4 separate regions of the Mus musculus genome follow, and regions 2, 3 and 4 are each linked to region 1. Evidence: chromatin loops called from intact Hi-C (ENCODE). Cell type or tissue: left cerebral cortex. All regions are shown on one strand. Region 1 holds the start of Lrrc24 (leucine rich repeat containing 24). Region 2 holds the start of Zfp647 (zinc finger protein 647). Region 3 holds the start of 1110038F14Rik (RIKEN cDNA 1110038F14 gene). Region 4 holds the start of Rpl8 (ribosomal protein L8).

What was found. A loop is a pair of places that touch in the nucleus more often than their neighbours do. Peaks named below come from ENCODE experiments on the same cell type or tissue, not always from the same donor. Only the 100,000 strongest peaks of a DNase experiment are listed, where the experiment ranks them.
Region 2: a loop joins it to region 1, with 3 times the contacts of the local background. A loop is called at or near these places in 15 of 42 quality-filtered maps.
Region 3: a loop joins it to region 1, with 9 times the contacts of the local background. A loop is called at or near these places in 2 of 42 quality-filtered maps.
Region 4: a loop joins it to region 1, with 4 times the contacts of the local background. A loop is called at or near these places in 12 of 42 quality-filtered maps.

What each region holds. Positions count from the first base shown.
Region 1 is chr15:76,719,022-76,727,021 of GRCm38, reverse strand. Lrrc24 (leucine rich repeat containing 24) reads left to right here and starts at 4,849. Exons shown (of 6, transcript NM_198119.2): 1 at 4,849-4,896; 2 at 7,098-7,226. C030006K11Rik (RIKEN cDNA C030006K11 gene) reads left to right here and starts at 3,177. Exons shown (of 3, transcript NM_145472.2): 1 at 3,177-3,367; 2 at 3,803-3,851; 3 at 4,039-5,557. The coding sequence starts at 3,206. The coding sequence ends at 4,484. Arhgap39 (Rho GTPase activating protein 39) reads left to right here. Exons shown (of 12, transcript NM_001168288.2): 9 at 194-393; 10 at 1,008-1,099; 11 at 1,530-1,699; 12 at 1,846-3,037. The coding sequence ends at 2,040. In left cerebral cortex, CTCF peaks have their summits at 3,217 and 4,284 (motif pointing left); DNase peaks (open chromatin) are centred at 4,676, 5,083, 5,315, 5,682 and 7 more places; H3K4me3 peaks cover 3,587 bases; H3K27ac peaks cover 3,730 bases.
Region 2 is chr15:76,923,934-76,931,933 of GRCm38, reverse strand. Zfp647 (zinc finger protein 647) reads left to right here and starts at 6,486. Exons shown (of 5, transcript NM_172817.3): 1 at 6,486-6,558. In left cerebral cortex, CTCF peaks have their summits at 1,657 (motif pointing right), 3,969 (motif pointing right) and 5,816 (motif pointing right); DNase peaks (open chromatin) are centred at 3,976 and 6,316; H3K4me3 peaks cover 1,305 bases; H3K27ac peaks cover 1,218 bases.
Region 3 is chr15:76,945,387-76,953,386 of GRCm38, reverse strand. It overlaps 1110038F14Rik (RIKEN cDNA 1110038F14 gene), which reads right to left and starts at 5,126. Exons shown (of 5, transcript NM_001347540.1): 1 at 4,843-5,126; 2 at 4,468-4,758; 3 at 4,235-4,319; 4 at 3,697-3,843; 5 at 2,408-3,138. The coding sequence starts at 4,848. The coding sequence ends at 2,999. It overlaps Gm46534 (a long non-coding RNA gene), which reads left to right and starts at 5,038. Exons shown (of 4, transcript XR_001781744.2): 1 at 5,038-5,127; 2 at 5,253-5,375. In left cerebral cortex, a CTCF peak has its summit at 4,497; DNase peaks (open chromatin) are centred at 796, 2,129, 4,693 and 4,878; H3K4me3 peaks cover 1,792 bases; H3K27ac peaks cover 1,426 bases.
Region 4 is chr15:76,900,653-76,908,652 of GRCm38, reverse strand. Commd5 (COMM domain containing 5) reads right to left here. Exons shown (of 2, transcript NM_025536.2): 2 at 7,356-8,000. The coding sequence ends at 7,574. It overlaps Rpl8 (ribosomal protein L8), which reads right to left and starts at 4,582. Exons shown (of 6, transcript NM_012053.2): 1 at 4,544-4,582; 2 at 4,203-4,350; 3 at 3,973-4,114; 4 at 3,617-3,835; 5 at 2,682-2,797; 6 at 2,335-2,532. The coding sequence starts at 4,340. The coding sequence ends at 2,374. In left cerebral cortex, CTCF peaks have their summits at 350 (motif pointing right), 1,331 (motif pointing right) and 3,988; DNase peaks (open chromatin) are centred at 376 and 4,603; H3K4me3 peaks cover 2,081 bases; H3K27ac peaks cover 1,665 bases.

The sequences.
Region 1 (8,000 bases):
CCTCACCCCTCTAACATTCTGCATATCCATGCTTTCAGGTGTTGCAGATGGCCTGATGGGTCCTCCTTAGTGACTTGGGTTAGGGTCTGGGTAGTCCCGGGTACTGGCTGGGCCAAGAACCAGAATTAGGGAAAAGAGATGAAAGAAGGAGGCTGGACTACAACAGGACCTGAGTGTTGGGCTGTTTTCACAGGGCCTGAAGAAGCCTAATGTGGAGGAGATCCGACATGCCAAGAACGCAGTGTTCAGCCCATCCATGTTTGGCAGTGCACTGCAGGAGGTGATGAGCATGCAGAAAGAGCGCTATCCTGACAGGCAGCTGCCCTGGGTACAGACACGGCTCTCCGAGGAGGTCCTGGCACTCAACGGTGACCAGACAGAGGGTATCTTCAGGTGCCTTGCCAGCCCCAGGTTGTGGGTGGGAAAATGAGCACAGTTGTGTGTTTATATCTCTAGTGTCAGGGACATTAGGGCTAGGGGCCATGAAGCCAAAAGAGACAAGGCAATGCCCAGTCCACAGGAGGCAAGTTAGCTGTGTCACCACCCCACCCTACCCCTAGAGTAGGTCATGGCCAATAAAGACAGCCAACGGGTCCAGAAGGTACCTGGATGCCAGCAGGAACATCACCTCTGACAAGAGCTTCAGAGATGGCATGCAGCTGGCCAGGCAGTTTCAGCATCCTGGGTGAACAGGGATGTGGCATACCCAGCCCTTGGGATGGCACTTGCCTATGCAGTGTCAACCATTGTAATGACTGGCTTGTCACCTGTCAGGCCTGGGGAGGTCCAAGGCCCCAAGACAAAAAGAGAAGCAAGTTTGGGCTTTAGTGGCCTACCAAGGGAACCAATTGCACAGGGAAGCCAAGAGAGCCAAAAGGAAAAGCTGAGTCACCCCACCCTGCCTGAGACTGAGCGGTTGGCGGGTCCTTGAGCCTTTCTGCTATTCCCGACTCTAGCTCGAGAACAGGTGAGCTGCTCTAGTCTGAGATGCACCCTGTGTTCTCTAGGGTCCCTGGGGACATTGATGAGGTGAATGCCCTCAAGTTGCAGGTGGATCAGTGGAAGGTGCCTACAGGCCTGGAGGATCCCCATGTCCCTGGTGAGCCCCACATATACTCAGTATTTTTGAAGAGTTGGCTTGCATGCATATCCCAGAAAGCAGATAACCATGCAGGCGGGACTCCTGTTCGGGATCACCCTATGGCCTTGTCCCCCTGTCCTGTGGCTGCATCTAACCATCCTTCACCCCTGGCGCCTATCTTCAGAAGAATTCTAAACATCCTCCCACACTGTTGTATAGCCATTGTGGACACATGCACACATACCTGTACTGTCAAGAATGATCCCAGGTCCTCCAGCAGCTAGTGTCTCTGAGATCTGGGCTCAGGCTGTACAGCTTTAGCTAGAGGGACCCTTTCCAGCCTGTTCCATATTCTCCCATACACCCTGTTTCTCTGGATGTGGCCTCTGGTGGATGCTTGGCTTAGGGGTTCCCAAGCCAAGACCACCTAAGTCACTCCCACCCTCAGCATCGCTGCTGAAGCTGTGGTATCGGGAGCTGGAAGAGCCCTTGATTCCTCATGAATTCTACGAACAATGCATTGCGCACTACGAGAGCCCGGAGGCTGCTGTGGCCGTGGTGCACGCGCTACCGCGCATCAACCGAATGGTGCTGTGCTACCTCATTCGCTTCCTCCAGGTATGCATGATCTGCATCCAGTGCCGCACCACGCCCACCTACCATCCTTCCCAGCCAACCTTCCACTTTGTTCAGCTCATCCCCTAATAGCTACGCCTACCCTCCACTCTGCTCTCCTCTCCCTTCACCCGGACCCCCTCACACAGGTGTTCGTGCAGCCAGCCAACGTAGCCATCACCAAAATGGACGTCAGCAACCTGGCTATGGTGATGGCACCCAACTGCCTGCGCTGCCAGTCGGATGATCCTCGCGTCATCTTCGAGAATACACGAAAGGAGATGTCCTTCCTTCGAGTGCTCATTCAGCATTTAGATACCAGCTTCATGGAGGGCGTGCTATAGCACGCGGGCTATGGACGCCTGCTAGGGTGACACCCGGGAAGGTGGGAGGGAAGGCCCCAGCGCGAGGCAGCATGCCAGGCCCCGCCAGACGCCGGCCCCGCCCTAGGCCCTCCCGGGGCCAAGCAGCCGCGCCATATCTCGCGGCCAGTTCCTGCAGGTACCGGCTCGCCCTGCCAGTCGCAAGCCAGCCCCGAGAAGTGCCTTCTGTTTCCCGGAGCCGAGCGACACTGCCCTCCTGGTCGGCTGAAGCACATACCGCGTTGCTCAGGGCAACAGGACCTTGTCCCCTCTTCAGGGCAATCCTCCACCAAGGCACTCTCGCCCTGATCCCTCCCACCCTAGTCTAGGGGCCTCTGGCTGGGGCCAGAAGGAGAGTTAGAGGCGTTCTGGAGAGCTGTGCTGGCCACTACTAGGACTTGGCTCCGTCGGCTCGATGCCTAATAGGTCTTTGTGCAAGGGGAGGCCCCAAACCAAAGCCCTCTGGGTTAGGGCCAGGGCTAGGCAGGCTTTCTTGGGGCGGGTGAGGGAGGGCGAGAGGTTTTTTGTTTTTTGACTACAGAATCTATCCGATACCCAGCCTACTTGTGTATAAAGATATAAATAGAACGACAGAACTAAGTTTGCTAAGGACATAGTTTTAACCAGATGCTATTTAGCTCTTGAACTGCCATTGCGGTCCTCGCGCTGAGCAAGTTAGCACCACCCTCCTTTGACCTCGCGGCCTCTGACCAAACTCCACACACGGGCGGCGCGTGGATGAGACCTGCCTGGACTCGTTTGCGTTTTCCATTCTGGAATCTGAGTTCCAACAGTTGTCAAACTTCATTTCTCCTGTTTATATATATATATTTTTAGAGTTTTTATTTATTAAAAACAAAAGTCCCGTCATGCGGAGGTCCTGGCCTCTCTCTCCAGGGCCTCTCGGCCGCAGGCGCTCCCTCGTACGTGTGGCTCGAGGGGACAGTGCTCCGTGTGAATAAAGTTCAAGTGCACACTCGCTGATTGTGTTTCTTTCAGGTTACTTCTGACAAGGGGGCGGGGGAGTCCACGTCTGGCAGCTACTTCCGGGGGCGGGATAGACAGCTCCGCCCCTCCGAGCACGTGTTGCCGGCGGAACCCAAAGCCCCAGGCACAACACTGTGTGATCCGCTTCCGGTGTGGAAGAATGTGGCCGCCTAGTGGGGCAGTGCGTAACTTGGCTCTAGTCTTGGCGAGGTCGCAGAGAGCTCGGACCTGCAGTGGGGTCGAGCGTGTCTCCTACACACAGGGTCAAAGCCCGGAGCCCAGAACCCGCGAGTATTTCTACTATGTGGATCACCAAGGCCAGGTGTGCCTGGCGTGTGACAGAGGGAGGAGACCTGAGGGGACTGCGGAATCCATCGGCACCGGGTGGGGAGTAGTTCTAGAGGCGAGACCTGGGATAGGTGCTACGCGTGGCTTTGAACCTTTCAAAGCCCAGGCTGGAAGAGTTAATTCCGGGGCCTTCCGCTTTCACCGCATCGTAATCCCGCGCACACTAGCCTGTCCTAGCAGCAGTCCCAGAGCCGAGTGCTTGCTCGCGATTGCTAGGGACAAGCGGCTGTCAAACCTGCTGTAGAAAAAGGGGTGAGGGCTGCAACCCTGGAAACCTGTCTGTAGATGTGGGGAGAGTCCGCAGGGCCCTTCCACATGCCCCCCTGAACACATTAGACAGAAAAGCAAGGACAGCGAACACCACCGGCTTTCTTGCCAGGACTTACTGTCCACTGTGTCCCTTCTGCAGCTTTTCCTAGATGACTCCAAAATGAAGAACTTTATCACCTGCTTCAAAGGTATTGCTTACTGCACTGCTCCCTCGTGTCTCTCTCTACCCTTCAGGGCCTCGGCTCCCCGACTCTGAGGGAAGGCACCATCCACGAGGGGGGGCCGCTGTCTCGTGCCAGTGCTGGTATTCCCAGGAAAAGGAGCGTGTCGGGGAAGCTGGGTCACCGAGCATGATCGTGCCTTTTGTTCCCACAGACCTGCAGTTCCTGGTCACTTTCTTCTCCCGTCTGAGACCCAACCACAGCGGGCGCTACGAGGCTTCCTTCCCCTTCCTCTCGCTTTGCGGCAGAGAGCGTAACTTCCTGCGCTGTGAAGACCGGCCAGTGGTCTTCACGCACCTCCTGGCTTCCGACAGCGAGTCACCTCGTCTCTCCTACTGTGGCGGTGGCGAGGCGCTGGCGATACCCTTCGAGCCGGCTCGCTTGCTACCCCTGGCGGCCAATGGGCGCCTGTACCACCCGGCCCCGGAGCGCGCAGGCGGTGTGGGTCTAGTGCGCTCGGCCCTGGCCTTCGAGCTCAGCGCTTGCTTCGAGTATGGGCCTAGCTCCCCTACGGTCCCCTCTCACGTACACTGGCAAGGTCGCCGCATCGCCCTAACTATGGATCTGGCCCCGCTGCTGCCCGCTGCCCCGCCGCCCTGAGACTCCAGCTGGGGCTGTGTGGGGAGGGTTAGAGCAAACTCTGGGTTTTGTAGTACTCGCAGGTTACCCCTCTGCTCCAACACTCTAGATTAACTTAGATGTCCGCTGTCACCTGCACGCTGGTGACTGAGAGCGCGTGCGCGCAGAGGTGAGCCCAGGGTGGTTGGCGCTGTCCAAGGTTCTGGTGCTGCCCTGCTATCCTCTGTCCCTACAGAGGTCCTCTCTCGGCCACCTCTAACCCTTACACCGGCTTTGCGTCCCACGGATTGGCCTGCGCTGGTCACGTCAGGCAGGGCGGCAGGCGCAAGGCGCGCGTGGGCCGGTGCGCGTGCGCGCCCACCCCAACCCCCCCCTCCGCTTCTCCAGTCTTGCAGCCGCAAGCACCGCGGGGAGTCGCTCGCCACTGGAGCAGGTGAGGGGGTGGGGGGAGATCCTGGCCCAAGGTCACCGGGCTTGGGGGCGGGATCGGGACCCTCTAGGTTCTGACTGCCTCACCGAGAAAAGGTCATAGGATCTGGCAGTGGGAAGGGGATGGAAACCACACCCTCAATGAGCAGGCTCGGACCCACTGGAACGGGAGGGGGCGGTTAGGGGAGGTAGTGCTGCTTAAAAGCGCCGGATCGCAGGGGCTGCCAGAGACCTCCGCTGGGCCCGACAGAGGACACAGGACTCCTCCCCACCCTCTTCCCGCCTAGATAGGCATCCAAGAGACCGACACCCCACTCCTGCTCAGGATTAGAGGTTCATGTCCTGATAAAAGGATCTCTGCTGGGCTCATCTAATAAGGGGCCCTTATTCCTGACATGGCTGTCTTGCTCTGGTGCACATCTGGGCCTCTGCATAAGCAGCAGCTCTGATCCCTAATGCACAGATCAAGGCTTTGCTACTGAAGGCTGAACAGCTGTGCAAGGCCTGGAGCCAGGGACCAACCAGTCATTCGTGTTCCAGGAAATAAAACCCAGAAACCTAGCAAGCGTCCCCACTTCTTGGGGCTCCACATGTCCTGAGATCTAGGAACTGCCTTTGCCTGCGCCAAAGCTATTCCATTAAAACTTTACTGCTGTGCTGCCTCATCTCTATTGACTTTAAATGATCATGTGACTTACAATTGGTGCAAAATTGAGACAAACACCAAGGCCACTTAGTACAATTCAACTTGACTCAGAGCAAAGAAGACCTGGTGAATCGGCGAGTATTAAAACACTAGACCATGCCAAATGAGGCTGGAGACTAGAGAACAGTGCACCCTTGGTCCTATCTTCCTTAAGGCTTCTCAGCTTCGGGCATCACCATTAAAACTGAGCTCATCGTGGCTAGAACTAGACCCCAGTCCTCCTGTCTCTAGGTACCCAGGGACATGCAGTAACCTGTAGAGTGCATTTCTTGACAGTTTCAGAGGTCACTGCTCCCACATTCTTAGAAAGCTAGGTACCCAGTTGCGGTGATAGGAGTGGAACTCAGTGTATTGTGTGCTTAAAGCCTGTGACTGGTGTGCGGGAGAGACTGAGGCCAATCCCCAGAGGGAGGAAAGAAGAAAGTTAGAAACCAGCGGATGACCTGAGGTTTTTCCCCACATCCCAGCCAGATGTGACACATACCTTCCTCTACTCCAAAGACACAGCCCCCGCTTCGAACCAGCTGTGGGGCCAAGGCATGATTTTCCTGTTGTTTGTCTTATCCCTCTGTTCTCTAAAATCACCCGGGAAAGCCAGGTGTGGTGGTGCAACCCTGTGATCTCGCCACTTGGAAGCATGATTAGAGGATCTCCAGTCCAAGTATAGCAAGACCCTGGCTCAAAACAATTAGAAGTAACAGTCAGGTATGGAGGCCCAGGTCTTTAATCTGTACTAAAGAGGCAGGGGCAGGTGGATCTCTGAGTTCAAGGCCAGCCTGTTTTACTAGAGTTTCAGGACAGTCATGGACACAGAGAAAGAGAACCTGTCTTAGTGGGGGTAGGGCTGGGTGTGAATTCCCAGCACCCAAGTGATGGCTCACCACAACCATCCTAACTTCAGTTCCAGGGGATCTAATGCCTTCTTTTGACTCTTGGGGGTCCCAGGTAGGCATGAGATGCACACACATATATGAAAAGCAGAATATTCATTCGTGGATTTTAAAAATAAAAGGAAAGAAAAAGCTAGAAATAAGCTAGGCATAGTGACATAGGCCTTTAATCTCAGCACTTGGAGGCAGACAGACATCTCTGGGTTTGAAGCCATCCACATAAGGAGTTCCAGGCCAACCGGAGATACACAGTAGACCTTGTCTAAAAGAAAATAAAACATAGGAGTTAGCCCTGAGGAAAAGCCTAACTCTTGGTGAGCTTCCTACCAACCACTATCCCTACAACAGGAGGATCATAGACCACACCAAGCTATGCCATGACCACCACATCCCCCTCAGATCATGACAAATGAACCATACGGTGGGATTATATGGATCAAGTTCATGTGGGGTCCCTTGCTCTTGTGTTGAGGCACAAAGAAGTTTCTGCCCAGTGCTGAACTTTATGCTGATGCCAGTGCCCACAGAATGAGACCAAGGGGGTGTGTCTGCCCGGGGCACTCTCTTTTGGTCCATACCTGGATAATTGCCCTGGACTTTGCTACCCAGGCAGTTACATCTGTTACATCTGGGAACCAAGGAGAGCCCAATGGAGGCTGCCGTGCCAGTGATGGGACTGTCGTGCCAGTGACGAGCAGGAGGCTCTCAGTATAGGCACAGGAAGAGGCCTAGGGCAAGGTAAGGACCATCAAGGAAAGATGGCTTTTGCTTTTGTTTTTATTGGGGTGGGGGGAGGAGTTTTGTTGTTGTTGCTCCCTTTAAAAAAAAAGTGTGTGTGTGTGTGTGTGTGTGTAAACGCACATCTGTTGGGAGTGGGGAATGCTCATACAGGTCAGAGGCCAACTTTGTGGAGTTGCTTCTTCTACCTTTATGTGGGTTGGGTAGATGCAGCTCAGGTCACCAGGCTGGCCAGGCAAGTGTCTTTACTTGTATAGCTATTTTGGAGCCTTTGTATAGGTTTTACCAAGAGTAAAAGACAGGTAGGGAGCCCTTTTTTCCCTTTCCTTTTTTCTTTCTTTGTTTCTTTGTTTCTTCCTTCCTTCCTTCCTTCCTTCCTTCCTTTCTTTCTTTCCTCTCTCTCTCTCTCTCTCTCTCTCTCTCTCTCTCTCTCTCTCTCAAAGACAAATATCAGTATATATATAGCCTTGACCAACCTGGAACTCACCAAGTAGACCAGTCTGGAGTGCTGGTTTGTTTTGGTTGGTTTGGTTTGGTTTGGTTTTTCGGGTTTTTGGTTTTTGTTTGGTTTTTCAAGTTGGGGGTCTCTCTGTGCAGCCTTGACTGCTCTTGAATTTCACCCTGTAGAAGTCAAACTCATAGAGGTCTGTCTCCCAAGGAAATTCTGGGATTAAAGGCTGCACCACCATTGCCTGGCCCCTGAGTACTAAGTCTCACTGTGGTCCAGCCAACCTGGCTTGGAAAATATAGCTTAGACCTGGCCTTGAACTTACA
Region 2 (8,000 bases), 200 kb before region 1:
TCTCTCGCAGTTGTCGCACGCACGTCAGAATTAGGTGCCGTCACAGATCCCACATGCTCCACAACACTAGAGTATTTATTTGATTTCTGGCCTTTTTCAGAAACTTTCCTAGCTTTGCCATAGGATGCTACTCTTTCTCATAGGCTTCCCTACCTGCTAGCATAGCAGGTCAAGTTTTGAAGAGATGCTAAACGTTCTTACAGGAATGGAACTATTCTGTGACTAGAAGCCTAATGGATGTGTGGTGTGCTTGCCTGAGGACAGAGGATGGTTTCTGAGCCAAGCTACTGCCACACGGTGTTCCTCCCTTCCTGATAGATCCTAGTGGGGGAAACCCCCACTCAATTCCCGATTCGGCGGGCACCCAAAGAATCATGAATAGACCGCCCTGATGTAATTACACGAGGTCGTTTAATGACAGAGCTCCAGACCGACATGCATCCCACACAGGAGATAACGGATGTCGGCCACGAGGCTCGGAAGCTAGGGGGTTTTATGGGGTAAGGGAGCTTAGGGGTGTGGAATTCAGCATAGCGACACACTATTGGCTTATTCAAACATCAGCAGAAAAATTACATGTACGTGCAGGGTGTCAGAGTTCTGTGAGTTGTTGACTCAGTTCAGATAGCCCTGTTATATCCTCACATTCCTCTTTATCTTTAAGGTTAAGCTGTTCCCAGGAATGTTTTAACTACGGGGCATACCTGGGTTTGTTTTTCTTTTTTCTCAGCCCCAGGCAGCCTCTAGGCTCACAAACAACCAGCAATTTCTGAGTACTTTATATGACTTACAGGTCTTGAAATTTCATCTTTCTTTCATTCCTACCCCTTCCTCAGCACGATTTCTCCAGAGAAATAAGACCTGTCTTGTACATGAGCTCACTCTTTCTTTCTTTCTTTCTTTCTTTCTTTCTTTCTTTCTTTCTTCCTTCCTTCCTTCCTTCTTTCCTTTCTTTCTTTCTCTTAAATTTATTTTGTGTATGTGAGTACACTGTAGCTGTCTTCAGACACCCCAGAAGATGGCATCAGATCTCATTACAGAGGGTTGTGAGCCACCATGTGGCAGCTGGGATTTGAACTCACGACCTCTGGAAGAGCACCTAGTGCTCTAAACCACTGAGCCATCTTCCCAACCCATGTAGTCAGAGTGGACCTGGTACATGCATACTTCCTACTTTTTAAAAGTCTGGCTTAGACATCTCCCTTCACAGAATATTAGAATCAAAGAATTACAAGGAAAGTCAAACATCAAGGGAAGGCTCCAGAAACAGCTCCTGAAACTGTCTATCTAGTTGAGAATCCCACCATCCGGCCGGAGGGAAGATGTCAGCTTCTCCGTTTAACCTCGCTTTGATGTGTGTCCAGTGCAGCTGTAGTCACCGATACCAGTGGTTGCTGTCCACTGGCAGGAAAGTGCAAAATATGGGACCTATTACGGAAAGGCAGCAGAGAACTCTCAGGGTTTTCCATGACGTTTTGAGTAATTAAACGTGTCCACTATGGCTATCGTGATTGTATAATAATTTTTGTAATTTTACATAGAATGTGTGCACAAACACATTCGTAGCTTCTGGTTTAAGGGTTTTTTTTGTTTGTTTTTGTTTTTTTAAAGATTTTATTATTACATATAAGTACAATGTAGATGACTTCAGACCAGCAGAGGGCATCAGATCTCATTATGGGTGGTTGTGAGCCACCATGTGGTTGCTGGGATTTGAACTCATGACCTTCGGAAGAGCAAGTCAGTGCTCTTACCCACTGAGCCATCTTGCCAGCCCGGTTTGTTTTTTGTTGTTTTGTTTTGTTTTGAGACAGGGTTTCTCTGTTTATCCCTGGATGTACTGGAGCTCACTTTGTAGACCAGGCTGGCCTTGAACTCAGAAATCCGCCTGCCTCTGCCTCCCGAATGCTGGGATTAAAGGCGTGCAGCACCACACCCGGCTTTTTTTTTTTTTTAAATCATGTTCTTTTATAGACAGTTTTGTTTTGTTTTTGTTTTTTGGAAGGGGTTTAGTCTGAGCAACAGACACTGTTGGTCAGCAAGTGGCTGTTCATGACTTTAATCTCTAAACTTTATTAGTATTTGAACAATTTTTTCCCTGTTTTTCTGTGTACAAAGTAGAAATGTTTCGTCCAGTTCCAGGAGACAGCCTTCTGTCATACACACACAGCTGTTTTGTCCTCCCCCCTGGACCAGTTCAGGCTAGCTTTCCCAATATTGACATGTTTGGAGCACACTTCCAGTTACTGTAGAACGTCCTTCACCTCAGGTTTGTCCTGTGTTTCCTGATAACTTAAGTAGAAACCCTCAAAGAGACGTGCCTTCACCAGGAAGTCTGAAGTGTTTGGTTTTGTTTTTTCCTAGCAATGTTACTCTCATTACAATGTACCTGTTTGGGGATGGGAGGCGGGCACATACCACCAAAGCACATGTGTTGGAGTCAGGACAACTTGCGGGGATCAGTTCTCTTCTACCATGAGTTCTGGGGGTTTAGCTCACGTTTGACACACTTTTGGAGAGCATCTTTACTTACTGAGCCATCTCTAGCCCCAGGGATGCTTACTCTTTATAACTTGATTAAGATTTCTGAGGCTTGGGAGCTGGTGAGATAGCTCAGCGGGTAAGAGCACTGACTGTTCTTCCAAAGGTCCTGAGTTCAAATCCCTGCAACCACATGGTGCCTCACAACCACCCGTAATGAGATGTGATGCCCTCTTCTGGTGTGTCTGAAGTCAGCTACAATGTACTTATCTATAATAATAAATAAATCTTAAAAAAAAAAAATTTCTGAGGCTGAGCATGGCGGCTTATGTCAATAGTCTCAACACTCAAAAGGCGGAGGCAAGCAGGTTACTGCTGAGTTCAAAGCCAGTCTGGACTGTAGAGTGAGACTCTTGTACTAGTCAGGGTCTCTAGGGATATGACGAATCACCACGACTAAAAGTGAGTTGAGGAGGAAAGAGTTTATTTGGTTTACACTTCCACATTGTAGTCCATCACTGAAGGAAGTCAGAGCAGGAGCAGATGCAGAGGCTGTGGAGGAGTGCTGTTTGCTGGCTTGCTCAGCCTGCTTTCTTAAAGAACCCAGGACCACCAACCCAGGGATGGCACCACCACATGCCTGGTGCCTATAGAGGCCAGAAGAGAGTAACAGATCACTTGAAATTGGAGTTACAGACAGTTATGAGCCACCATGTGGATGCTGGTACTCAAACCTGGCTCTTCTAGAAGAGCAGCTGGTACTGTTAACTGCTGAGCCATCCCTCCAGCTCCGATATTCATTTATATGAAATTCTGGACACTAAGCAAATTCAAATTCAGTTAGTGACGGGTTAGCAGTTAAATGTGAGCTGAACTACAATGAACAGTGTGGCTCAATTGGTGGCGGCCGTGGTGGTGGTGGGTTTTGTTTGTTCATTTGGTTTGGTTTAGTTGGTTGGTTTTTCGAGACAGGGTTTCTCTGTATGTCCCTGGCTGTCCTGGAACTCACTCTATAGACCAGGCTGGCCTCGAACTCAGAAATCCACCTGTCTCTGCCTCCCAAGTGCCAGGGATTAAAGGCGTGCGCCACCATGCCAGGAGGCTCAATTTTTAAATTCTGAGTGTGCATGTGTGTGTGTATGTGTGTGTGTGTGTGTGTGTGTGTGTGTGTGTGTGTGTGTGTGTGTGTGAGAGAGAGAGAGAGAGAGAGAGAGAGAGAGAGAGAGAGAGAGAGAGTGATTGAGTGCAGGTACCCACAGAGACCAAAGGAGTTGGATCCCCCTGGAGTGGAAGTTACAGGCAGTTGTGAGGTGCCTGACATAAGTACTGGGAATCAAACTCAAATCTTCTGGAAGAGATATGAATGCTCTTAATGCTGAGCCATCCCACTTAGCTATCTCAGCTTTTTTTTTAATCAATATTTTACTTTTATGAGTTTTGACTGCATGTATATCTGTACACCACCTGCATGCAGTACCCATAGAAGACCAGAAGAGGGCGGCAGATCCCTGGAATTGGAGTTACAGGTTGTGTACTTATATGGAAGTGCTGGTACCTGAACTGTTTACTTGGCAGATCCAGTGCTCCTAACCACTGAGTCTCCTCTCCAGCCTCCCTGACTCCATGTTTAATGGAGGCGTTAGCCTCAGACTGCCTTCTCTTTGTGAGCCCACATGTAGACCAGAAAGCCTTTTCTGATAAGAAAGCCTGGGCGCTCTTCCTTTGGCTTTCCTAACCAGTGAAGCCATAAGACCCTCTGGTCCAGTCTTAGAAACAGCCGTGCAGATGGTTGTTTTAGTTGGCTGCCATTGCTTTGACAAGCGCATGGCAAAGGAAACTTAAAAAGGGTTTCCTGTGGTTCAAAGGCCAGGTACAGTCCACGATGGTGGGAAGATGTATGCATGCGTTTGAGGCAGCTGGTCACATTGCATCTGCAGTCGCAGAGAGGACAGCCATGCATGCTCAGACTCGGTTCAGCCCTCCTCATTCAGTCAAGAATCTAACTCATGAAACACATTTAGGGCGGGTCAGCCCACCTCAACTTAATCTAGGCAATTCCTTACAGACATGCCCAGAGATTGGTTCCCATGAAGGCGAGAAGATCAGCCATCAGACTACCTTAGTCAAGGTCTCTTTGTTCTTTCAAGCAATTTTGGACCCATGTAGAGAGAGACATGCCTGACTCTCCCCAGAGAGCTCAACTGTATCAATGATGTATATATCCATACCCTCCAAAATATTTTTAGCCCCCCCCCCTTCCCTCATGTCTCGTGGACATCCGTGGCCTCTCTATATTGTGACTGCTTTAAAACTAGCTGCCTCGGGGACTGGTGAGATGGCTCAGTGGTTACGAGATCTGACACTCTCTTCTGGTGTGTCTGAAGACAGCTACAGTGTACTTATATATAATAAATAATAAATCTTTAAAAAAAAAAAAAACAGCCAGGCACTTGGGAGGCAGAGGCAGGTGGATTTCTGAGTTCGAGGTCAGCCTGGTCTACAAAGTGAGTTCCAGGACAGCCAGTGATATACAGAGAAATCCTGTCTCGAAAAAACAAAAACAAAAAAACCTGGCCCCCTCTGGGGCACACACACTTTAAAAATCCAAGAACAAAAACCTGGAGGCTCCATCACCCTGATCCACAAGAGCTGTTCTTGCTCCCTATCTCCCAGACATTTCCTCCTCCAGCCCCATGCTTTGTGTGTAGCCTCAGCTGTCCTGGAATTTGTTCTATAGACCAGGCTGGCCCCAAACTCACAGAGATTGGCCCTCTGACTCTGCCTCTGCCTCCTCTGCCTCTGCCAGTATTTTGTAACAGAAGACACGTAACCACTACAATTAGAGAAATAAAAATTGAAGCCATAACGGAGGGTAGGATCGAGTGCTACTGAGATACTATATGCTTATACTAGAGTCCCTGACTTTAATTTCCAGCAGAGAATATGTGTGCATACAGGGCCACTAAGGGTCAGTCTGAGGAGCTGCGCACCACGGTATTTTGTTGTTTTATCTTTTGAAAGGGCTTCTCAACAGGTCAGAACCTGAAGCTTGCCAGTGACTCTAGACTGGCTGGCCAGAGAGCCCTACACAGCTCGGCCTTGTTCCGCCTCCCCTGTGCTGGGGTTCTAAGCAAGCACTATTACACCCAGCCTTTTCACATGGATACGAGTGATTAAACTCAGCCTCGTGCACGTTTGTCAAACACCCAGTCTGTTGTACATTCCTCTAGCCCTGGAATAACTCAATTTTTTTTAAAGATTTATTTCATGTATGTGAGTACACTGTAGTTGTCTTCAGACACACCAGCAGAGGGCATCAGATCCCATTACAGATGGTTGTGAGCCACCATGAGGTTGCTGGGAATTGAACTCAGGACCTCTAGAAGAGCAGTTAATGCTCTTAACCGCTGAGCCTCTCTCCAGCCCCGAATAACTAAATTTCTAAAAGCCTGCTTACACCAAGTGTGGGCAAATACAAACAACAATTGGAACTGTCATACACTGCTAGTCTAGGGAATGTGTTGATGAGGACACAAGACAGACTGGCCGTCCCTTAAGAAGTTGAACACACACTACACTGTAAACTAAACCCAAGCAGCCCGAGTCAGCCTGATGGGTCTCGAGACCAGTGGTCCAGGCTGCCTGGCCACCAGGGAAATCGCTAGAGGGCAAGCACAGATCTTGGCGGAAGTGACCGAAGGCCCTCGGGAGAAGAGGGGCGGCAGGGAGGGGGCGAGGCCGGGAGGCACTCGGATTTGTAGGGACTGCGGCCGCCGCTTCCGCTACAGCCTCAAAGAGCAGGCGCGGTCCGGGTCAGCACGCGGTCTCTCTAGGCACAGCGGAGGCCTACGCTCTCGGTGGCCCCGGGGCGCAGGGCATCAAGTCCTGCAAGAAGAGCTGGAGGCGGACGGCCATCCGATCCTCCCGCGTCCCGGTCCGGGACTTGGGGTGGGGGTTGGGGGTGGGGACCTAGGGGCGGGGTCCCCTGAGATTGACGACTGCGCAGACGGGGCGGGACGGCCCCTTTGTCTTAGGGAGCCGAAGCTGCCGCCACAGGGCGAGAGGTTGCGGCAGATGGTGAGTGGCGCTCTGTCGGCTGCGCGGGACCCTCTCCTTCATCCGCACCCAAAGCTCCGCGCCCTCGCGTATGCCAGCCCTTCCCCCCGATGGATGGCTGCGGCCGGGCTGCTGACCCAGGCTGCACCCTCCGGTCCCTCGAACCCTCCAGGCCCCTCCCCGGGACCCTTCGCGGTGGCTCCCGCTAGCCCGGTCCGGAGTTCAGACGGTTCTGATGTGCATACGGTTTCCTACTGGTTGGTTAATTTGGTTTGGCTTGGGCAGTGGATGAGGTTTTGTCTGGTGAAATAACCGCGTCCCAGACTGCCCTGGAAGTCCTGGGTTCGCACGATCCTCTCCCATAACCCGGACTACAGTCAGGGCCACCATACAGCATTTTAAGTCCCATGCATCCTCAGCAGCGAAGGACATTTCTTGTCAAACTGAAGGTGCTCCGCTCTGCTCCCCATTAGCCCAGCTTCTTCTTGGATTTGTTTTATTTTTCTGCTGTTGCTCTCTTGTTACTTTGCAAAGGCCCCTTTTAATGGATGACAACTTCTCTAACGTGGCATTTTCTTGTTTAATTTTTTTATATGTATTTATGTGCTTTGCCTGCGTGTGTATCTGTACTGTATATCATGTGCATGCCTGGTGCCAACGGAGGCCAGAAGAGGGCATCGGGTTCCCTGGAATTGGCTGTGAGCCGCCATGTGGGTGCTGGGAATCAAGTGTGGGTCCTAGACGGGGGAAAAAAACGTGTGCTCTTAACCGCTGAGCCATCCCTCCAGCCTCCACATGTATGGCTCAGTTAGACACCTGAATCTGGATGTGCTGATGAGTGCTGCCATCCCCATCTCTGCCGCTTAGTAGCTTACTTGGTGAGTTCCAGGCCAGTAAGAGACCGTATTTCCCCGCCCCCGCCCCCCCCCCCCCCAATGGTGAAAGGTTTCTAAGGAATAACACCTAAGGTTGTCTGCTGGCCTCTATGTGCTTGCTGATGTGTAGGTACGCACGCACACACAGGAAAATTGTATACAATAATAGCTCCCTTGTATGTGGGCGATGAAGTATGGGCACAGCTGTATTCTCTAAGGCCAGAGAAGGACATTGGATGTCATGCCCACTGGCCCATCTCCCCAGCCCACAGTAGTTCTTTTAAATGTTACTCTGCCTAGCATCCTGACATAGTGAATGCATAGTGACACTAGAAGCAGTTTCCTGTGGAGCTCTCTAGAATGATTGGAATCAGGCACTCCTACTAATGCGTGTGGACATTCCTGTCACTAACATAAAAGGAAGGTTCCCCTGAGCTCCACTATAGAGATACTTAAAGCTGGGTGGACATTAGTTCTGATATTTTGCACACTGGGGATTTCCTTGTAGGGGACACAGAGAAGTGGAATGGGACTAACAGGTTAGAGCTAATAAGCCACCTTACCACCATATAGGTGACCAGTCCCTGG
Region 3 (8,000 bases), 230 kb before region 1:
TCTAAAGAGGACTCATGGGTGATGGGCCAGGTGTGAGGGAAGGGATACCCACTTAGCAATGTGAGAGCCACATCACTGCTGAGCAGTCGTGTTCTCCAGGAGTCCCCTCCCTGAAAGTGTAAAACAGAGCATGACAACTGTGAAGCTGTAAGATGTGTTTGTTTGTTTGTTTTTTGGGACAGGGTTTCTCTGTGTAGCCCTAGCTGTCCTGGAACTCAGAAGTCTGCCTGGCTCTGCCTTCCGAGTGCTGGGATGAAAGGTGTGTGCCACCACTGCCCGGCGAAGCCGTAAGATGTTACCATCTGTCATTAATTAAAACAGAAAGAGCTGTTCTCACATACTTAGAATTCATTGTTAGCCCAATGAGTTTCAAGTAATTTCACTGCCGACTTTAATGCCAGTTTATGCTCTAGTCGTCTGAATTAAAGTCAATCTGCACCAAAATAAAAAATACAAAAACCCCTTAAGCACAACTAAACTCTGTTTTATGGAGCTAAGAGATATCAAGCTGCTGAAACAGATGTTTTTAAAATTGACTATGGAATAGCTGTCCTCTGTTTCTCAAGAAGAACAAATGCACTCTTAAACCGTGGTTATTCAGAGTAACCCAGACTTCCCAAAGGCTTAAATAGTTTGGAATGGCTCCAAACCCAAAAAGGGGTATGAGAAAAAGGAAAGGGTAAGGAGCTAGGGAGAGTGGGAGAGGCTGGACCAACAGAGAGCCAGTCAGCTTTTAGAAGTAGATCAGGAGCCCTAGCAACAATGAAAGGATGCTTGGAGATTACATCTGATTGGCTTACCAGCCAGAAATGGTTAGTTCTGATTGGCTGGTGACGATGCTTCCAACCAGTCAGCCTTTTGCAGGGAAGTAAATTTATCTGGCAGAAAGGACAGGCGGTAGAAGCCAGCAAGAAGAAAAAGAAAGAGACCTGGACAAAAGGACAGCAGATTATTTGTAACGTGGTGGCAGCTGAGACGAATGAAATCAGACACCTATTTATGTAACAGCTTACTGTTTGCAAAATGGGTTAGCATTATCTCCACACGCTACTATCTTGACAGGGAGATTTCCCCCTAACCCTTAGCTAACCTTAGTACCCTAACCCATATAGACCTACAGCCAGAACCCAAACTCTAGACCCCAACCCTCACCTAACCCTCGACTTACCCTAACACTAAGTATTGAATAGTGTTGAAAAAAACAGAGCAGGGCTGGAGAGATGGCTCAGCGGTTAAGGTCATGACCGCTCTGCCGAAGGTCCTGAGTTCAATTGAAGGAAAGGGAAAGGGAAAGGGAAAGGGAAAGGGAAAGGAACAAACAAACAGAGCAAGCAATAAACAATGACATAAGTTTCTGGCCTAAGCAACTAGATAAGACAGTAAATATCACTGACTAAAAAGCACACGGAGACGGGGGACCCAATTAGGTATTTCTGTAACAACGCTGAGTTTGAGCTGCCCACAAAATACTCACCCAGAAAGGGCAAACGCAGCTGGACTCCAGGTTGTACTTAGTCTAGGATATGAGTTTGGGCAACGCCAGCAGACCACAACGGTGTGAACACTGCTGGTTTACCTGAAGATCTGAACTCAGTGGAGCAGTGGGTACAGTACAGATGTCAACCCTGGCAGGGCTGGCCAAATGGCTGAGTAAAGGCAACTGCCACCAAGTCTAGAGACTGCGCTTCCACACACGTGCAGGACATTTGATCACACTGTGAGCCCTGAGACTGTATTACTTACTGCAGAAACCTGTCTTTAGTTGTGGTGTGGCTCGGCTATAGCTCATGCCTTTAATCCCAAATCATGAAGGTGGTTTGTAGAAGGAAGCACAATATTGGAAAGTGACTTCTGAGTGGCAAAGTGACAAATCAGAAAGATTTGACATAATAGGATATGGAAGTGAGAGGAAAGGAAAGTTACTTAAGGGGAAGGGGGAGGAGCAGGGGCAGGGGAGAGAGGGGGTGGGGAGGCAGTTTTACCAGGTTGCAGAAAGAGAACAAGCTAGACACAGGTGAAGACAGAGTGAGCTAGAGAATGAGAGGAGCCAGAGGATTAGAACGGATTGCCAGAGTTAGTCTGAGGCCAAGCAGAGCTAAAAATAAGAGGCTGAGAGAGAGAAGCCAGATTGAGTCAGTCAGCTAGCAGAGGCGTTTGAGTCAGAACAGCTGAGTTCACAGAGCTCAGAAAGTGCTAAAAAGGGTGAGCTTATTCAGCAGTAGGTCTCAGACACTGAAAACATTCTAGGCCTAGATAAGACCAAGCGAGAAGCTTCCAGGTCTAGGCCTAGGTTAGCAGACGAAGGCAGTGAGCCTCTGGAGACAGTTACACCAGGCAAATAAAAGATGCTTTTATACACATAGCATGCTCATACTCACACACATAAATACCACTCACACACATAAAGGTTGTGTTGTGTTTGTTTTGTTTTGATGCAGTCTGCTAAGACTCAGCTCAGGCTAAGACAGTGAGTAGCTTCTTAGCTCCTAAAAACAAAACGTGGCTTGATGGAGACCACACTGGCTCCAGAAGACGACAACCTGCTGAGGGAAACAGCAACAACAGCAGCAAAGGACTAAGTCCTGGATCAGAGCTGGACCAAGCAGTCTTGCCTCCTCTAACACATTCGGAACTCTCTCTCTCACACCATCCTATTTCCTTAGAAAAGATTTATTAAGGCGATATAACAATATACAAAGCACTAGAAAAATGGCCTGAGCATCTTTTCAAAAGTGAGCCCACTGTGTCCACAACTTCCCCACAGTTCCTTATCATCAGCAGCTACTCTGCACCTCTCTTCTGACATGAAGAACATTTCCTTCAAAGGTTTCCACATCCACATAGCAGCCTCACATAGGCCAGCCGCTTCAGGTCCATGCTGCAATGAAGGACAAACCAACCCCACTTCTGCTGAGAGAATTCCTGGGAAGGCCCTGCAATCAGGACACATCCCCACCCCACCCTGGAGGGGGATGAGCGGTCCAGCATGTAGGAGACCCTAAAAGAAATTGAACCGAAACTCTTCGCTGGTCAAGTCCGGAGTGGTTTTGGCTCTTTCTGCAGGACGAGGCCTGCAGACCCTTCCGCTCTTCTTTCTGGTGGCCTCACTGACGAGCTGTACCTGGGCCGAATGGGTGGCTGTAGGAAGGGGGAGCAGAGAGTCAGAATAGCTAACTTTCATCCATGCAGTTACAATTACCCACACAACTTTCCTAACTAAAAAAAAAAAAAAAAAAACTGAAAAATTATCTTAAAGTAAATAATGTCATTCCCATATGAGACTCAAGAGATGTAGTAACTTATCAAAAATGTTATATGATCTAAGTAACAAAATTTAGATCATTTTCACAAAATGATATGTTGTATGATCTAAGTAACAGATCCAGGACTTATGTCCAAGTTATTTATTATTTAGTCCCAGGAACTAAAGTCCAACTGGTACCTGGCTTTATGGCCAGTGAAGTGAGCCCAGGCTAAGACAGAGGAGCTGTTTTTTTCATCCCCAAAACAGAACGAGGTGAGGACCTCGGCCCTCCTCCCCCCAGGACCTCTGTCCCCTAAGAGAGAATACTTTCTCCCCACTTACATCCCCCCCGCCCCCGAGCCCATCTCTTCCCACACCAACCCTGCTGAGCTGAGCCTCTCCCTACCCCCTTGACGTTAATGTACTGAACCAATCGCTTTCTAGTTCCTCACCAGCCTTTAGAGCCCGTAGGGCCTCCCGCCACTCTGCATCCATCTGAGCCCTGTAGTCCCCAAACAAGGAGCGCATCAGCTGTCTCTTCCGGGGCAAGGGGGTTTTTTCACTGCGCAGCGTTCGGATTGCCCCAACAGCCTGCTCTTCTGCAGATGAAAGAAAGAGAAAGAGAAAGAGAAAGAGAAAGAGAAAGAGAAAGAGAAAGAGAAAGAGAAAGAGAAAGAGAGAAAGAAGAAAGAAGAAAGAAGAAAGAAAAAGAAAAAGAAAAAGAGCTAGTGACTTCAAACACACTCATATCATCCTACTACAAACAATTCCCATCCAGCTGGGGTGACGCACGCCTTTAATCCCAGCACTGGGGAGGCAGAGGCAGGCGGATCTCTGAATTCCAGGCCAGCCTGGTCTACACAACTAAGTTTCAGTACACCTAAACAAAGCAAACCAACCAAAAGCAACAACCCCACCCCTTGGCAATACCATCAGACCACAGAACTGTCACCGTTTACATTTCCCTAACTGTAGAGAAGGGTCCCTCACTCTGCTTCGGGGTAGGTCTCTGCGTCTTGAGACCCAGCTCCAGCTGTTCCACACACCAGGCCAGCTCCCGCGCCAGCTGTTCCGCCTGGGACAGAAAGGAGGACATGGTTGTGATGGGTAACAGGGTCCCGCAGACCCCACTCCCATACCTTCAGCGCCTTAATTCCGCACAGCTCGCCCACAGAGGCAGGCGGATTAGCGCCCAGAAAGCTCGCAGGGAGTACCATCCTTGCCTGGGCCTCAGCGCTAGGAGGAGCTTCGTCCGGGGCAGGTTTCTCCGAGGGCTTTTCGCTTCCATTTGTCCCAGAGACCCTGTTGGGGGTTTTCTTTTTCTTTTGCTTCATCGCTACTGTGTTGCCTACGGGATGGGTTCCGGCGGCGGAGTCGCATGCAGGTTGCACTGAACTGCGGAGAGGAGGTTCCGAGGCACCGGAAGCTGAGCGAGAGGGCCGGGGTCTGCGCGGAGCGCGATGAGTTTTCCGACTTGAGGCTGCTGGTGCCTCCCGAGCAGGACGCCCTGGCTCCTGAAAAATCGTGAGACAGGACGAAATTCACAGGGTCTCCCCACCTAGGGCCTCGCCACAAACACGCCTTCTCCCACAGCTCACCGCCATTAGTCGGAGCGGCCGCCGGAAGCTGGTAAATCCTAACTACCACAGCGAACTCACTCCTCTGGAAACACGTCTACGACACAAGGTTCCGCAGAAAGCGCAGCGGAGCCAGAGCAAGCGCTCAGCGCCGGACAGAAAGCACTTGGGTGGATGGAGCGCCTCAGGCTGTGCTTGTAATTTTAGGAGACAGAGTGCACGGGGATGAACTTAAAGGCCTCGGAGAACCCAGCAGAGTGTGCCGCCAAGAAACAAGACAATTGATTCCTGGAGAGAATGGAACCGGTGGGGTCGGGGGGAACGCCCAGAGATGGGGCAAGGTGGATTATGCGGGGCGGGGCGGGGCGGGGCGGGGCGGGGCGGGGCGCAGGCGTTGACAGATGGCTCAGCTTGTCCCCGGTATACTTCAGAATCCTGAAGAACTAGGCTCTAATGGCAATGGAGTGAACTTTCCAACGAGAGTCGGGGCAAGCATGCACTTCCTTCTTCCACGACCATTAGGCTGCCACCCGAAGACCTGGCCCAGATTTAAGGTGCATCTTCCCACCTCAAACGAAAAATCAAGAAAATTTCCTTACAGGAACTCCTTACCCCTTGAGGTTTAGGATAATTACAGGTGTGGGTTGTCAAAATGACAACCAAGAATAGCAATAGCTATCATAGCGGTCTAGCCCTAGGACTACAGATACCAGTCATGGAGCTACAGGATTTGGTATTTTTCCTACAGGCTTCTAATCCTGCTTTGTTTCAGTATTTCTTCGCTATGCCTCTATTCCACACTTTTGGAATGGCGACATATATACTGTGTCCTAATAATCACAGGACATGGTAGTACTAAGAGACGCCCTAAGGGATCTCCTACACTCCAGACATAATCTTGCTTACCACCATTGTGAAGAGGTAATCCAATTTCCCCATGGTAATCTGGATCTATCACCCCTCCTAACACTGTTATTCCTTTTTTAGCCTGTTGGTTTAAGGGCATTAGAAGCCCAAAATGACCAGGGGGAAGTCTGAGCTTCCAGTTCAATGGAATGTTTGTTGTAGCTCCTGGTAGGAGCACTCCCTTCTCTGGAGCCAAAACTTCTAGGCCAGCAGAACCTAGAGTTATGGGGACAGGAAGCAAAAATTTTCCTAGAGGGTCACTAGGAGTGATAGTAAGTGCTCTGCTCAACTCCTTCATGCCTTCAAAACCAGTACCACCTGGGTGACCCTTACACATTACCAAGTCCAGCCACAGCACAATGTACAACTTTGGCTATATCTGGAACACAGCCACTGTGCTCTCAGAAAACACTTCCCAGAAGATGTCACCTCAATGATGCTGGTCTCTTCTTAATCACCGCTAATTTCTTAGCTCCAGCTAACCAGCATCAATAGTCCCAGTAATGCAAAGTTTTTGCTTTAGTAGTTCTGGTATCTTGTTAATCACAGCTGATTCTTCAGCCCCAGCTAACCAGAACTACAGAATCTTCACAATCAAAACAGCAATGGCCCTGAAAAGAGTCTTTAATTTTCCCTCTGAAATTTCACAAACCAGACCTCCATCTTCTGCAGTGTTCTCAACGTTGTCTTCCAAGCTCCTACACAACATCCGACAGAGCTCTTAACAACGGATAACTTTAAAAGTCCCACAGTCTTTACATATTCTTAAAATTTCAATTTCTTTAAAATAGCCATCTCTTTTAAAATCCAAAGTCTTTTTACAATTAAAAGTCTCTTAACTGTGGGCTCCACTAAAACAGTTTCTTCCTTCGAGAGGGAAAATATCAGGGCACAGCCACAATCAAAAGCAAAAGTCAATCTCCAACCGTCCAATGTCTGGGATCCAACTTACAATCTTCTGGGCTCCTCCAAGGGCTTGGGTCACTTCTCCAGCCATGCCCTTTGTAGCACACGCGTCATCCTCTAGGCTCCAGATGCCTGTACTCCACTGCTGCTGCTGCTCTTGGTGGTCATCTCATGGTACTGGCATCTCCAAAACAGCAACAGAAAAGTTACTAACACAGGGACACTTTCACAAGAGTAAGTCCATGTCAAAATATGCAAAATCACACACCTGAAATACCTATAACAAGCTGCATGCCAGTTAGACCCCTGTTGTATTAAGGGGTGTCTCTGTATTTCCAGTTATTAACTCTGTACTGGCAGAGAGCTAAGTGCTGGCAGGATTTTGGAATTGTCATTTCTATGGCACATCCCCAGGTTTCCTATTTTGTAAATGTCTTCCAAACCTTCCCAAAAGATGAAGGTCAAGCTTGGAGGAATGCCTTAGGCGACCTAAGAGCCTGTCTAGCATGATCTTACTACTGAGTGGTTATAATAAAGATCTGGCAGCCAATAGTTGGGGCAGGAAGTATGGGGGCGGAACTTCTGGGCGGGCAGAGTCAGGGGATGCAAACAGAGGCAGGAGTATCTAAGCAGACACAGAAGGAGCAGGGAATGAAAGGGCTATCTAGGAGGCAGGGCCAGGCTGGAAGTCAGGTTAAGTTAGAAGCTAGCAGAGTCTGCCCTAGATAAAGGCCAAATGCTTAAAACTGTATAGAAGTCTAGTGTCTTGTTTAAACCATAAGCAGGTCCTTGAGAGCCCCACAATAGACCCCAATAAAGCCTTTTTTCTGACACAAGGTGTAACTATCACTCAAACTGGCCTCAAACTTGCCACCCTGCCTCAGCCTCTCTTTGCTTGGATTACAGTCATTCACCACCTTGCCCAGCTATGAGGCTGTTTCTTTCAGAAAAAGAAATACAATACAGAACAAGGTGTAGAACTGTTCTGTCAAAGCTTCAACTCCCCCCCCCCCCTTGCCTGGTCTGGTTTATGACCTCAAAATATCAAATCAAATTGATCTCTTTGTGTCTTAGCTTCCAGAACACTGACCTTACAGGGCTATTGGCACAGTGCTCAGTCCATTGCCTGCTGAGTTAGGCCTGCACCACGCACTGAGACTCTTTTGTCTCTGTATACAAGCACGGGTTTCTTCCTGCACAGAGGGTAAACCCTATAACTCCTGCTTTTCCAGAGCCCAGAATCATCCTGGCTTGCCTAAGTAACAGCCATAGATTTGGCCAGAAGGCATCTGTCCTGGTTAGGTTTTCTATTGTGATAAAATACCAGAACCAAAAGCATCTTGAGGGAGGGCGTTTTGTTTTGTTTT
Region 4 (8,000 bases), 180 kb before region 1:
CACAGCTCTCTGAGGCTTTGAAAAGACATAGGACAGATGCTCCCTCCATCTGCTGCCTCTTCACGGTTTTTTTTTTTTAATAAGAACAACTTTTTTTTTTTAATTTTATTTATTTATTTATTATATGTAAGTACACTGTAGCTGTCTTCAGACACTCCAGAAGAGGGCATCAGATTTCGTTATGGATGGTTGTGAGCCACCATGTGGTTGCTGGGATTTGAACTCTGGACCTTCGGAAGAGCAGTCAGCGCTCTTAACCACTGAGCCATTTTTTTAGGTGTCTTCAGGACATCTAAAGACTTTGGTTTTTAATGTAAGGAGAGCTGTCTGCATGTACACCTGTGTGCCAGAAGAGGGCATCAGATCCCTTCATAGCCACTGACTCCACTCCACCTGACCTCTGATCTCCAATCAGGAAAACAATAAGTTGTCTCAGGGCAGGTCTCTGACAGTCTTACTGACAGGACCTTGGGAAGCAAGCATCACAGTGGCGTGGAGACAGCTTTAGGAAGCATGGAGTTCTGTTGGGAACACAGCCCTCAAAAATCAAGGCTGTGTGCTCAGAGGACTGGTGACTCAGTAGTTCATTTTTAAGCCACAAGCACTGCTAAACAAACCCTTCCCTGGAGTAGAGGCTTGGTCCCCACTCAGCCCATACAAACGGGTCTGTGTAATTGATTTAGAAGTCGCCCCCCCACCCCAGACGGTTTGTCTGTGAAGTCCAAGGCTGGCCTCTGCCTCCTTCGAGCTGTGATTAAAGGCATGCCCCATCACCACTACCCAGCTTGTCTGCCCCTCTACAGCAATTCCTCCCATATGCCCTGTTGCCTGGCCAAGACCAACAGAAAAGCAGTGGCAGCTTAAACTCACCCCAAGCAGCCACACCTAGTGCTTTCCCAACACCCTCCCCTCCCATAAACACCTGTCATCTATGGTGACTTCTGTAAGAACCTGCAATAATGGCCTGCTTAGAGCCAGTGGCTCACGGTAGGTGAAATTCATACCAACAATACAGAAAAAGGATTACACTCCAGGACAGACAGGGTGCACATCAGGCAGGAGGTACCACTTAGCAACACAACCCCATAGTCCTGAGCTAGTCCCTCCAGAAGAACCACCCCACAAGAAATACAATCATGTGCTACTCAAGAGCATCTGCCAGGGGAAGGGCCTGGAGACACTCGTCAGTTCCCATGGAATGCTATTACACCAGAGATCTATGAACAAGATGCCACAGAATAACTTGTATTTATATGCATACATTGTAGCTGTCTTCAGACACACCAGAAGAGGGCATCAGATCCCATTACAGATGGTTGTGAGCCACCATGTGGTTGCTGGGAATTGAACTCAGGACCTCTGGTATAGCAGTGAGTGTTCTTAGCCACCTCTCTAGTCCAGATATGACCAAGTTTAAAGCTTTTTTTTTTTTTTAAGATGGAAACTTGTCTTAACTGTCAGTCTGTCTGTAATTTATGATTCCTCTGCATGGTCTGTGACCCTGGAGAGGTTAAGCCTCAGAACTACACTGTCCTGGTGGTGCTGCCTAGCTCTTAGTGATCTGTCCCCTGAATAGGGAAACAAACATGCCAGCTCCTTGCTGTTCCATGTAGGGCACTAGGTATGTGGTTTCAGGTAGTCTGAGGGCTATAGCTTTCAGTGTCAGCACCCACTGCACACAGGAATCTAGGACCAGCTGACAGTAATCTCAATCTATAACTTCTATCACGATCCATGAAGGTGGGAAGGGGTGACCAAAACCAGGACTTAAAGGTACAGAAGCACCTCTATTCTGCATGGAACAAATCTTAATGTGTAACAGCTGCAGTCGTCATCACTCCCAGGGGGTGGGGGCCACATTGGATGTCTAATATTCTCTAGGCAAAAGATACAACCAACTAAAAAGTACTTGGACATTCCAAAAAGAAGTTTCTACACTCACACACTAGTGCCCAAGACAGCCTGTAATTAGGAGTTGGAGACTAGCTTCTACTGCACGTTGAGAAGGAATGGGGGGAAAATTCTGTATCAATTACACAGACCCATTTGTATGGGCTGAGTGGAGACCAAGGCTCACTGTACTGTCACCACTAACCCCAGCAACTGTGGTCCACATAATTTACGTCAGTACCGCATATTGTAAACTGAGCTTCCCAGCTGGGCAGGATGACAACCCCAGCCTGATCTTCAGTGAGTTCCAGACAGTCAAGGATTATGTAGAGACCTGGTCTCAAGTCATCTACCCAAATCCCAGGCGCAGCATGCCATGCTCCCTTGTAGGGTGGAAGCATCTTTCACTTCCAGGGATCCCTCACAAAAGAGGCTCACACACGCCGGATTAGCCAAAGGACGTACTTTATTAGCTCCTGAACTCTAGTTCTCCTTCTCCTGTACAGTTTTGGTTCCACGCAGCCGTCCAGTCCGGCGGGCAGCAATGAGACCCACTTTGCGCCCAGCAGGGGCATCTCTTCGGATGGTGGAGGGTTTGCCAATGTGCTGGTGGTTACCACCTCCAAAGGGATGCTCCACAGGCTAAAAAGAGAATGAAGTTAGGTTAGTGTAAGGGTCATCTCACCTACGTAGGGAACACGGGAAGAGCCGACAGCCCAGGACCTCCCTGCTGCAGATCCTCCCAGCACAGCAACAAGAAAAGCCCACTCACTCAGTTCTTGGTTACTTACATTCATGGCCACACCCCGCACACGTGGCCAGCAGTTCCTCTTTGCCTTGTACTTGTGGTAGGCACGGCCAGCCTTTAAGATAGGCTTGTCAATTCTGCCCCCACCAGCCACAACACCTGAAAAGTGACACAACACCTCTGAGACATGCACCATTCACCATTAGTCTATGGCAGAAATCTACAACCCCACAGAAGTCCAGCAAGCTCTACCTAGGAAACCCCTTACCCTCTGCAAACTGACACTTTGACAGGTGAGGCAAGGACCATGCCTGTATTAAAGCAAACTGTTGACTCAGCCCAAGTTTCCATGGGGTGCACCTCAATATTCAGTGCCTGATATTCAAGACAGGTCCTTCAACCTCTGAAAACACCTCCCACAAATGGGCAAACCCACCTACCAAACACAGCATGCTTTGACCACGTGCCCTCAGAACTTATCCTATGCAAGGATGAGGTTAGCAGATCCTAAGATGTTTCCAAGTAACTAAACAAGAGATAAGTCATGGCCCCTTTTCACTGACTTGAACATCTTTTAACAGCCACTACTGGTCCTATCTTTTCTAAAATGAACCAACTAAACTCAAGTGCAGGATCAGAATTCCTAGGTCACAGTGCACAAAAGTGTCAAGCGGTGTAATCTTTTTTTAACCTAATTTTATGTATACACAGGCATCTTTACCTACATGTCTGTATCCATACACATTTATACAGTGCCCAGAGACCAGAAAAGAATCAAATCCCCAGGACAGGAATCAGTTAGTTGTTTACGAAGTAGGTATTCTAGCACTCTACAACTAAATCCCCAGTTGCATTCTGTTAGTCTTCTCCCATGACCAAGAAAATAAGCAATGTGGTTCTATGGCCTAGGCCCAGCAGCTGGCAGTTCATATGCCGACCACCCGCGTCTTCAAGGCCCCACTGCCCTCCCGCACTCACCAACAACGGCTCTGTTGGCAGAGGAAATGACCTTCTTGGACCCCGAAGGCAGCTTCACTCGAGTCTTCTTGGTCTCTGGGTTGTGGGAGATGACTGTGGCGTAGTTCCCGGAGGCTCGGGCCAGCTTGCCCCTGTCCCCAGGTTTCTCCTCCAGACAACACACGATCGTACCCTCAGGCATGGTGCCCACGGGCAAAACATTGCCGATATTCAGCTGGGCTGTGGAGAGAGGGGGCAAAACGACTGTTAACGCTAAAAGCCATGCCAAACCCACACCGATCCCAACCCACGAAGCTCAGCTCAGCACCCAAAGTCCCGGGCCCAACCCTTCCTTCCTTCCCCGCCTGGAGGCTCACCCTTCTTGCCGCAGTACACGAACTGTCCAGTGTGGATCCCCTCCGCTGCGATGAACAGCTCTGTCCGCTTCTTGAATCGGTAGGGATCCCGAAAGACGACTTTGGCGAGGGGAGCGCCGCGGCCAGGGTCATGAATGATGTCCTACGGGTCAGGGTGGTGTATTGTATTCTAAGGCCTGCTCGAGACGCCCGGTTCCCCGCCTGCTTAACTCCCGCCGGTGCCCTCCTACCTTTACGATGCCTTTAATGTAGCCGTGTCGCTCCGCGAAGTCCACAGCACGTAGGCGCGCGGCGCCCTTACGGTGCTTCACGTGCGCACGGAAAACAGAACCCGCGCCTTTCCTCTGCCCTCGGATCACACGGCCCATGGCGGCGAGTCTGGAAATGGTTCGAGTTCAGCGTCCAAAAAAATCCCCAGCCTCCTGCCAGCCCCCAAGGCCGAAAGCAACGCCATCCCTCCCTTCTGATCCTGGACGAGTGGGCCAGGCCGCATGACAGACCGCCAAGTAGTTAACGGCGGCGGATGGCGGTGGATAATTTCAAAACCCGCAGCGGACAGAGCACAACTTACCTGCCGGCAAGCAAGGCCGAAAGAGGAAATAGACGGGTCAACGCAGCCTTATCTTCCGGGGCGGGGCCATAACTCCGCCCCTTCCCCAGCGCAATGCCTGTCGGGTCTTGTAGTCACATGCAGGTGTCCTGTGTGTCTACCAAATTGCTGAACCAAGGCAATTGCTGAAACTTGTCGTCCTGGGGAGAGGCAGACTCTGAAGAAACCGACTCAAGAGTCTTACGGAGGAAGGGCGGGAGAGAGGAGGCTTCAAGAGGTGGAAGGATTTGTCCAGGGCAACGCCACGCAGAATCTTGAGCTTCCGAGCTGGGCCCAGACGGAGGAGATTGGATGTGCAGACACTGGAAACCTAGTGCTTTGCCGAACTAGAAGATTGAAATTTGACTGGGTCAGGCGGAGTTCCAGGACAGCCTGGGCTAGAAAACAAGTTCCAGAACAAGCTAGGGCTACAAAGAAAACCCAGTCTGGGGTAGGGGGTTGGGGGTGGAGGGGAGGAAGGAGGTGAAGAAGAACAAGAAGATAATGATTGGGATTTAAGAAGGTCACCTGCGGAGTTCTCAAGATGTCTGGCAAAGAAGCCAAAAGTTAGTGGCCTCAGCAATTGGAAAGAGGGTGGGGGCAATGACCCTGGAGAGCTAAAGCGGGGAAGGAACGCAGCGATGCAGGGCGATAAAGTGGCACAGAGCCCCCCAAACAGAGGTTCTTCATCTGAGTGAAACCTAAGTAGTCAATGGCATAAACGTGTAGACTGAGAGGGAGGTAACTGAGGGTCAGGGTCCCAATTGGTAAGAGAGGTTTGTCAGAACTGGGAGATTTTACATGGCAGAGGCTAAAATTGACATATTGAGGAGGAAGGGACATGGGTTGGTGATCTGACACACTGAAAAGAAGAAGGGACAGGCCAGACGTGGTGGCACATGCCTTTAATCCCAGGGCTTGGGAGGCAGAGGCAGGTGGATTTCTGAGTTCGAGGCTAGCCTGGTCTACGGAGTGAGTTCCAGGACAGCCAGGGTTGTACAGAGAAACCCTGTCTCGAAAAAACAAACAAACAAACGAGGAAAGAACACCGAGTTATCGTCATGGCTCAAGTTCCACAGGATGCTGGTGCACAGGGTATTCCAGAAGGGTAGTGGAGCTTTGGGTGGCAGGGTTCCAGGACTTGCAGAGTGGTAAATCAAGCCACCCAGGGGCAGGGTAAGGAGTTGAGTCAGCCCAGAAGAGAACCAGAATGAAAGATGCCTATACAGAAAAGTCTGTGGGAGGATGCCTGCTAGTGCTTTGTCTTGTGAACCGTGCAGGGCATAGGGCCCTGCCAGCACTAGGGTATATCTCAGCCAACCGGCCCACAGGACAGTTTTGTGAGAGTCTGTAAATGTATGTGCAAGTTTTCAGCCCTGTCACACTCTTCCTATATAGGCATCTGCCACTGGGTTGTCCTTTCAGAAACAAAGACATCTTTAAAAAAAAAAATTGTTGTTTATTTTATATGATCTTCAGCCACACCAGAGGAGGGCATCCGATCTCATTGCAGATGGTTGTGAGCTACCATGTGGTTGCTGGGAATTGAACTCAGAACCTCTAGGTAAAGAGCAGTCAGTGCTCTTAACTGCTCAGCCATCTCTCCAGCCCTGAAAAAAGACACCTTATATATTTATTTATAGACAGGGTTTCTCTGTGTAAACCTGGCTGTCCTGGAACTCACTCTAGATCAGGAGGAACTCAAACTCAGAGATCCATCTGTCTCTTTTGAGTGCTGCCATTAAAGAGGAGCACCCCCACCATCAGGCAATTTTTTTTTTTAAGATTTATTTTATGAGTCTGGGTGTTTGGCCTGTACAACTGCACCAAGTATATGCCTGGTGCCCAGGAATGACAAAAGAAGTGATTGGAGCCCTTGAAAATGGAGTTACAAACAGCTATGAGCTGTTACGTGGCTGCTGGGAATCAAACCCAGGTCTTCTGCAAAAGCAACAAGGGCTCTTAACCACAGACTCAACTCCCCAGCTCCCAAAGACACTCTTGACATGCCCAGTGGTTCCAAACTCCCCATGGAGTGGGAGGTAAAGTACTGGACAGGTGCCTCGGACACATTCAAAGGTTTTAATCCACTAACGCTGCATGGCTTCACTAGCAGCCGACACACCACTTGATCCGTCTGCAGAGTACTCCTGTGACCAACCTTCTCCTCATCTGACCTGGCTCTATTCAATTGTCACAAGCTGTACTCATAGTTTTATTGTTTGTTTTAGATTTACAACTTTCTGAGTATGAGTAGTTTGCTTGCATGTATGTTTGAGTACCACATATGTGCCTGTGTTGGATGTCTTGGTGTTGGGTCCCCCCTGCCCTTCCCCCACAACTGAAGTTACAGAAGGTTGTGAGCCACCACGTGAATGCTGGGACTTGAACCCAAGTCCTCTTTGCAAGGGCAAGTGCTCTTCACTGCTCAATCAATCCTCCGGCCCTGTTCTCATGTCTTAATATTTAAAATATGTATTTAATGTTATATATACCAAACATTATTTAATGCATATTTAGTATTTGTAATGTCTTCCCCCCACCCCCTCTGATCTTTCCACTAGGATGTCAGCTTCAGGAAAGCAGGAATTTAGGGCAAAAGAATAAACACGTCCGCAGCAAAGCACAGGACTTAGGAAAGCAAATGGGCAGAGTTCAGCCATGCTGAGCAACCATGTTGTATGTTGTAAGAGATCTTCATCTGGACTTAGCTCTGCACATCGTCTCATCCAGGAGCACAGCTGGGGAAGGGACAGGTAGGTTTAATTCCCTAATAGAATAACATGTTTTTAATAGTTGCTTTACCTCTTTAATTCGAAACTGAGCCTCACTACGTAAAACCCAGCCAGGCCGGCCTTACATTTCACATTCTCCAGCCTCAGCCCAGCTGTTTACTTGTAAAACAAAACCCAAAAGTCCCAGCTGTCTTTTCACTTAAAATATGTTCTTACATCCTCATCACCAGTGCGGCTGGGTTCTGGTACCAGCTTCAGCACCCCACAGTACCAGGGTTCAGTCCTGCAGTTTGCGCTCACACTTTCTCTCCAGCTCTGCCATCTCCTTAAGGACCAACGCCACGCTGTAGCGCAGCTCCTGGAATTTGGCTATGGGCACCTCGAAGCGGTGTGCCGATCCATCTGTGAGCTTCAGCTGCATGAGAACACTCGGTTGCAGGGAGCGGGACTGAGCACTGGTTGAGATGGCCACATCCACCCGCCACCGGAAATTCGACACACGAGGCAGCGAGGATCCCTGCTGCTGGGCTACAGAGTCGAGAAGAGGGCGTTGACTCCCAAATGCCAAACTGGCCAGATCTCCAATCATATCTTGGGGAATGCCAAGTTCCTGGAGTTCGTCCTGGAAGGCATCTGGTTTCAGACTGGCAGGGGGCAGCCGGAGAGCCTGCTGGAGCAGGGTGTGTGTGCCCGCCAGCAGGACG